Regions from separate parts of the Homo sapiens genome. Here regions 1 and 3 are each linked to region 2. A link is an interaction called in ENCODE POLR2A ChIA-PET data of the cell type or tissue named here. Cell type or tissue: CD4-positive, alpha-beta T cell. All regions are shown on one strand. Region 1 has its middle 61 kb from the start of ARHGEF3. Region 2 has its middle 10 kb from the start of TASOR. Region 3 overlaps TASOR (transcription activation suppressor).

What was found. Peaks named below come from ENCODE experiments on the same cell type or tissue, not always from the same donor. Only the 100,000 strongest peaks of a DNase experiment are listed, where the experiment ranks them.
Region 1: POLR2A ChIA-PET joins it to region 2 with 9 read pairs; 3 of 35 experiments call an interaction of 5 or more read pairs at or near these places.
Region 3: POLR2A ChIA-PET joins it to region 2 with 5 read pairs; 9 of 35 experiments call an interaction of 5 or more read pairs at or near these places.

What each region holds. Positions count from the first base shown.
Region 1 is chr3:56,861,638-56,864,137 of GRCh38, forward strand. It overlaps a transcript of ARHGEF3 not described here. Among named protein-coding and RNA genes, the nearest start is that of ARHGEF3, 61 kb to the left of the region's middle. In CD4-positive, alpha-beta T cell, no CTCF peak of the experiment used is centred here; no DNase peak of the experiment used is centred here.
Region 2 is chr3:56,692,176-56,694,675 of GRCh38, forward strand. No RefSeq gene overlaps it. Among named protein-coding and RNA genes, the nearest start is that of TASOR, 10 kb to the left of the region's middle. In CD4-positive, alpha-beta T cell, no CTCF peak of the experiment used is centred here; a DNase peak (open chromatin) is centred at 1,046; H3K4me3 peaks cover 884 bases; H3K27ac peaks cover 507 bases.
Region 3 is chr3:56,627,762-56,630,261 of GRCh38, forward strand. TASOR (transcription activation suppressor) reads right to left here. Exons shown (of 24, transcript NM_001365635.2): 19 at 731-853. Among named protein-coding and RNA genes, the nearest start is that of TASOR, 54 kb to the right of the region's middle. In CD4-positive, alpha-beta T cell, no CTCF peak of the experiment used is centred here; no DNase peak of the experiment used is centred here; H3K27ac peaks cover 480 bases.

The DNA of each region.
Region 1 (2,500 bases), 170 kb after region 2:
ATGTACAAGGGCCTGGGGACTGAGGGCTGGGGTCGGAAAGGCCTGGATCTGCTGGGCCCTCAGGAGGCTGTTCAGGGCCTTGCAGGGAGCAAAGAGTAGAGTCTGCCACTGCCAAATCCCAAAGATCCTGCCGGAAGCATCCCCTCTTCCCACAAAGCTATAGAATGTACCTCAGACTCTTCCTCCTTTCTCTCTTCTAAAAGTGAATGAAGCCTTCTAACCTGTTGGTTTTTTTTTTTTTTTTTAACTCTCTCTCTACCAAATGTCTTCAATCTAATAAGCAGCAGCTCTGCTTCCACTGGTCTATAACCTATAATAGTTCCCAAATGATCCCTAAAACCTATACACAGCAACAGGATGCACTAAAATAATGGGGTTATCTCTGGCCAATCTGCTACAAAGGCAAAAACATAGATGCTAATCCACAGCTTAAAATGAAGGAGCAAATGAAAGAGTAAGCCCCTGACCCTCCCCACCCACCCACCTTTTGGGACTTTAAAAGGAATGGTATGGAGGTAAAGGCAGGGTGAGGGGAGTGGGAGGGGGAGCAGGGTCAGACTGCCCTTCTGTAAGTGTGAGAGATGCAACAAAAACCTTGCAGATGACCTCAGAACCAACCAAGAACCTCCCTACTCCACAAATCCCCCTACTCCAATGCCTACTGGTTCAGCAGAACCCAGGTCTGTCGAACAGCCAACACCAAAACATTTTTTAAAAGGGTGGGGAAATACTCTTTCCCTGAATCCCTGCTCTTGTTCCAATGGCTAAACAAAAAGCTTTTATCAGGATTATTTCACTGGGCGACATGGCACAAAGAAAGCAGTCCATTTGCAGTCTGAAGGTCAACAGGGCTGCTCTTGTTTCAATTTGTTGCTCCTCTATGAGGCCAAGGCTGAATCTGGGCCCCCCTCCGCCTGGGAACCCCCATGCCAATGTGCATTCCCTTAAAGTCTCACACAGGACGAGGCTGCTGCAGGCGGCTGACTGAGACTGACCAGCAAATTACACCTCTTGCCTTCCCCTTGACCCTGCCATTAGATTTTTTATTTTTTTAAGGTCAATGAAAATGCTATCAACACTCCTCCATTGGAAAATGTTTGTGGTTGCAGCTGAGCATGCCTGTTACAACTGCTGACAAAGGATTCCCAACTTATAGGACGCAAGAGTCAAATGCACCCCCTTAGCAAACCTCCCCTAGCTTTTTCCACTTCATTTAGGCTGTGTACCCTGGGCTGATTCATTAGAATTCTTACATTCACTCCTACTCATTTGAAGAGTTTGGTTTTGTTTTTCTAGTGACTCACATCTGGTGTGCTTTAAAAAGGCAACCTAATTAAAGACCGGTCTTGTTTGCCATAAATGAAATGTTAAGTGTATACAGTGGTGCCCCCTAACCATGTCTTCTAACATCCAAGGAGTTAGAAAGAAGGACTTGAAGAAAGATGGTTGTGTAAGCAAACTCAGATACTGATCTCCTATTATTAAACCAACACATTTACCTTTTTCTTTTTTTTTTTTGAGACAGAGTCTCACTCTGTTGCCCAGGCTGGAGTGCAGTGGCGCGATCTCGGCACACTATAACCTCCGCCTCCCATGTTGAAGCAGTTCTCATGCCTCAGCCTTCCGAGTAGCTGGGATTCAGGTGTGTGCCACCACACCCAGCTAATTTTTTTTTTTTTTGAGACATTGTCTCACTGTGTCGCCCAGGCTGGAGTGCAGTGGTGCAATCTTGGCTCACTGCAACCTCTAAATCCCAGGTTCAAGCGATCCTCTCACCTCAGCCTCCGGAGGAGCTGGGATTACAGGTGTGTGCCACCATGCCCGGCTAATTTTCATATTTTTACTAGAGATGGGGTTTTGCCATGTTGGCCAGGCTGGTCTTGAACTCATGACCTCAAGCAATCCACCCGCCTTGGCCTCCCAAAGCACTGGGATTATAGGTGTGAGCCACCACACCTGGCCATTTTTGTATTTTTTAGTAGAGACAGGGTTTCACCATGTTGGCCAGGCTGGTCTTGAACTCCTGGCCTCAAGTGACCCACCTGCCTCAGCCTCCCAAAGTGCTGGGATTACAGGTGTGAGCCACCACACCCGGCCCACATTTACCTTTTAATCCTCTGCCTGAAAAACCGATAGCACTCAAAACATCATGAACCTAGGGAATTTGGCACTGGAAAGGACACAATTCATCTATATTATTTTATATTTGTGGAAACTGAGACCCAGAGAGGTGAAGCAATACATACAAGGTCTGATAGCTATACAATGACAGAAGGTAAAATAAAACCCACATCTTCTAACGCATGCCAAGAAGGGAAACATTTACTAAGTGCCCACTCAAGACCAGGCAGTAAAGATACATAGCCATATATGTCTCTCAAACTTGTCTGCCCTACAGACAGCTAAGCCAGGACACCACCATCTCTCATCAGAAAACTAAGGCAGCTTTCTACTCATCATCCACATCTACCCTTGGTTTCATAATCAACCAGAGGAATGA
Region 2 (2,500 bases):
TCCTGTGCTGACCCGAGCCTCCCCGATGAGCGCCGCCCCCTGCTCCACGGCGCCCAGTTCCATCGACCACCCAAGGGCTGAGGAGTGCGGGCGCAAGGGGCGGGACTGGCAGGCAGCTCCACCTGCAGCCCCAGTGCGGGATCCACTGGGTGAAGCCAGCTGGGCTCCTGAGTCTGGTGGGGACGTGGAGAACCTTTATGTCTAGCTCAGGGATTGTAAATACACCAATCGGCACTCTGTATCTAGCTCAAGGTTTGTAAACACACCAATCAGCACCCTGTGTCTAGCTCAGGGTTTGTGAATGCACCAATCGACACTCTGTATTTAGCTACTCTGGTGGGGCCTTGGAGAACCTTTGTGTCCACACTCTGTATCTAGCTAATCTAGTGGGGACGTGGAGGACCTCTGTGTCTAGCTCAGGGATTGTAAACGCACCAGTCAGCGCCCTGTCAAAACAGACCACTTGGCTCTACCAATCAGCAGGATGTGGGTGGGGCCAGATAAGAGAATAAAAGCAGGCTGCCCTAGCCAGCAGTGGCAACCTACTCGGGTCCCCTTCCACACTGTGGAAGCTTTGTTCTTTCGCTCTGCAATAAATCTTGCTACTGCTCACTCTTTGGGTCCACACTGCTTTTATGAGCTGTAACACTCACTGCGAAGGTCTGCAGCTTCACTCCTGAGCCAGCGAGACCATGAACCCACCAGAAGGAAAAAACTCCGAACACAGCCGAACATCAGAAGGAACAAACTCCAGACGTGCCACCTCAAGAGATGTAACACTCACCGCAAGGGTCCGCGGCTTCATTCTTGAAGTCAGTGAGACCAAGAACCCACCAATTCCGGACACACTAGGGAAGCCTGAAAAAGACCCTCTTAATTTGGCAAGAAACCATGTTGAAGTTGATTCCTGGTTAATGACTGGAAGAAAAACTTCCATGCAATGAGGAGAAGCAACAAAAGGGAGAAATTCAATTGAAAAAAAGAATATAGTTAGCAATGAACAAGAAGCAAGTGTCCTCTCACCAACACAGCTGACTCTGGTAACCACAAACCTCAGCTAAACCCAGAAGTCAAGAGCTGTCACTTAAGTTTTGTTTCATTTCTGAGTGAAACCCTTCTAAGACTTTATTACATGCAATGCCATGGATTAATGTCATAGACATAATGTTAAATGAAAGACGTACTGTATGATCCCATTTACATGATGTTCAAGGACAGACAAAAATAATCTATGGTAATAAAAGAATTGTGGTTCCCTTGTGGGGGTGAAGATGTACTGTATGATCCCATTTACATGACGTTCAAGGACAGACAAAAATAATCTATGGTAGTAAAGGAATTGTGGTTCCCTTTTTGGAGTGGGGGTGGTAGGTAATTGACTCAAAGGGGACATGAAGGAACTTTCTGGAATGATGGAAATGCTCTGTATCTTGATCTGGGTGGTAGTTATACAGACAGGGGCATACACATATAAGTATTCATTGAACTGTATGCATAGAGTTGCATTTTATTCTGTGATGTTATTCTTCAATTAAATAAACAAAAACAAAACTTTTCTATGGATTCTCATTATTCCAGGGACAAAGATAAGAATTCTTCATGTGGGCAATGGACCCTTACTGATTCTGACCTTTGCCTGCCTTTCCATCTTGCACTTCACTTCCCTAAGCTCCTCCTTGGTTCTTCCTATGTCTGGCACACTTGCCAAACTCCCTGGCCATGCAATCAACCTCAGCACATGATATGTTTCCTGTGTGGGATGTTATTCTTCCCCGTGCCACCCTCTTCTCCAGTTCCAGTAAGCTACTGCACTTCCTTTGGCTGAAGCTTCACTTCCCTGTGTGAACTTCTTTCATAATCGGCCCCCCATTCTAGGTCGAGTTCCCCATTGGATGCTCTTACAGAATTTTGCTCCTTTTACTCAGACCATTTACCTCCCAATTTCCTCAATTTGTAATTACTCCCTCATTTGTGGGACTATTTAATTAAATCTGTCTCTCTCACTACAGTCTGTGCCATACCATGGACTGAGGGTCAATGTCTGGGTTCTGCTTACCATGGTATCCCCAGGGCTCACCACAGTGCCTGGAACACAGTAAGTGTTTACTAAATATGTTTTTGGGCCGGGCGCAGTGGCTCACGCCTGTAATCCCAGCACTTTGGGAGGCCAAGGCAGGTGGATCACGAGGTCAGAAGATCAAGACCCTCCTGGCTAACAGGGTGAAACCCCATCTCTACTAAAAATACAAAAAAAAAAAAAAAAACTTAGCCAGGCGTGGTGGCGGGCACCTGTAGTCCCAGATACTTGGGAGGCTGAAGCAGGAGAATGGCGTGAACCTAGGAGGTGGAGCTTGCAGTGAGCTGAGGTCACGCCACTGCACTCCAGCCTGGGCGACAGAGCTAGACTTAAATAAATAAATAAATATGTTTTTGACTCCTGAGGATAAAGTGACTATCTGATATTCTCTGGCAGAAAAATTGTTGATGTCTCACATTACGT
Region 3 (2,500 bases), 64 kb before region 2:
AAAGAGAAACAGATGGAGGGAATGAATTGACAGACTCAAGTGTGAAGGAACCTACAAGAAGTCTAACAGAATGCATTATGGCTCATCTATATTAGTGGATTACCTCTGGAAAGCCACACAAATAATATTCCCAACATTATTTCCCAATATATAAACCAACATTTATGTACTGGGACCTACCACAGACGACTAAGGAAAAGGAGCTTACAATAGACCTGAAAACACAAAATGGACAAAAGCTGACCTCTCTATAACCTGTGAGTACAGTCAGAATTCAGACGAAGGCAAAAGCCTATGTGCTCGAACAGTCAATCAGGAAAGACGTCCAAGATGTAGGATGGAGATAGGGCTCCTAAGACTAGATGGGATACCTCAAAATTTAAGGGAAAAGGGGACTGGTCTGGCAAAGATGGAGCACAAATAGGTTTTTCCTAGGACATACAAATGAAGATGAAAACATTATGTAGTCAGTCAGCAGACCCAATGGCATTCAAGGATTCAGTACTCTTATTAGTCTTGACTACCTGAGTGACAGGGAAGATCTGTGATGTGCAGCAATTTAAAATTTTGCATAGGTACAAACTTGAATCTCACAAGCTGATTCACAGATGGGTCCTTAAGTTTAATCTCCTTTAAAGCTTATTTTAAAAACACTAGTCTGGCAGACAGTAAGATTTTAAAATAAGGGAGTTTTTAAAACCAAAGTAGTGAATTTGACTTAATAGTCTACCTTGTGAATGAAACCTGCAATGTCTTCATTTTGAATAATAATCAATAGTTTATCTAATTTTGATCTTCTTTCCAAAAACTGTTCAGGATGACATTCTGTATTGCCTAATTTGATAAGATATTCCTGTTAAAGAAAAACAACTAAATCAATATTAAAATACTTCTTTGTAAACATCAATTTAACACCAGAAATGCAAGATAAACTGATAAGCTTAACTACTACCATGACATTATTAACAATGAATGAACTTACACTCTAAGAGACCATCAAATCCTTTTTTTTTTTCTTTGAGACAGGGTCTCACCATTGCCCAGGCTGGAGTATAGCAGCATGATCACAGCTCACTGCAGCCTTGACCTCCCAGGCTCAAGCCACCCTCCCACCTCAGCCTCCTGAATACATGGATGGCACTAGGCTCGCACCACCATACCAGGCTAATTTTTTTTTTTTTTTTTTTTTTTGTAAGAGACAGAGTCTTGCTGTGTTGCCCAAGCTGGTCTTAAATTCCTGGGCTCGAGTGATCCTCCTGCCTTGGCCGCCCAAAGTGCTGGGATTACAGGCGTGAGCCACTGCACATGGCCCAAATCCACTTTTCTTTTCTAGAAGAGGAATCTAAAGGTCAGAGCTTCACCAATCACATAGTCACAATGTTACAGAGCTTCACCAATCACACAGTCACAATGTTACAGCACTATGCAAAGCCAGCCAAGTAACAGTGTGAGTTAACAGAAAGAACTGTTAATTAGGCCAGGTTCTTAACCCAGCTCCTTTAGTTATTATAGAGGTTAATGATTAGACTCTAGGTTGACTATAATATCCTATGAGAAACACTTTAAGGCAACCTAGAGTCTAATCATTAACCACTCCCTAGCTCACCTTTTCCTTTCCATTCTAAGTAGGCCCTTGGTTATTTGCAGCAGTATTAACTGGGATAAACGCCTTCAGAGTTAAGAACTTTCACAACCATAGCTCTAATTCACAACAGCTAAAAAAGCATTTATATAGAGCTTCATTATGTACAATGGTATTCACATACAAATTAGCCATTTCTGTCAAGTTTCTGTCTTCAAAGTAGACTTTCCCAACTAGTAACTCTTCCTCCATGCTGGTGAACATGGTACTGCCTTTCACAGGACACAGGCAGACTTTCATGCAGAGTTCCCTTTGCTCTCTGCTTGCTGGTGGAATCCTGAACACTGAAGCAAACTGCAGGATCCTGGAGGTCATATTCCTCATTTCAGAGATTACTTTTAATGTCAGCACAGCTGGTCAGACAGCTATAATAAAAACCCAGCTTACCTGACAACCAGTCTGCTGCTCTTTCAACCTGAAGTGTTACCCCAAAGAGGATGCTGTTGTGCTAAAGCAGCACCTTCTACACTGATTTTGATCCAATCTCTGGAACTTTTGGGCAGATCTCAGACCAGCTTAGTCAGTTAATGAAAAGGTAAATTACCATCTGACATGCCTGCTGGTAATTTTTTTTTTTTTTGAGATGGAGTCTCGCTCTGTCACCCAGGCTGCAGTGCAGTGGCGCTATCTCGGCTCACTGCAAGCTCTGCCTCCTGGGTTCACACCATTCTCCTGCCTCAGCCTCCCAAGTAGCTGGGACTACAGGCACCCACCACCATGCCTGGCTAATTTTTTGTATTTTTAGTAGAGACGGGGTTTCACCATGTCAATCAGGATGGTCCCAATCTCCTGACCTCGTGATCTGCCCGCCTCAGCCTCCCTGCTGGTAATCTTTGATGTCTTCTTACATTAAGAAGC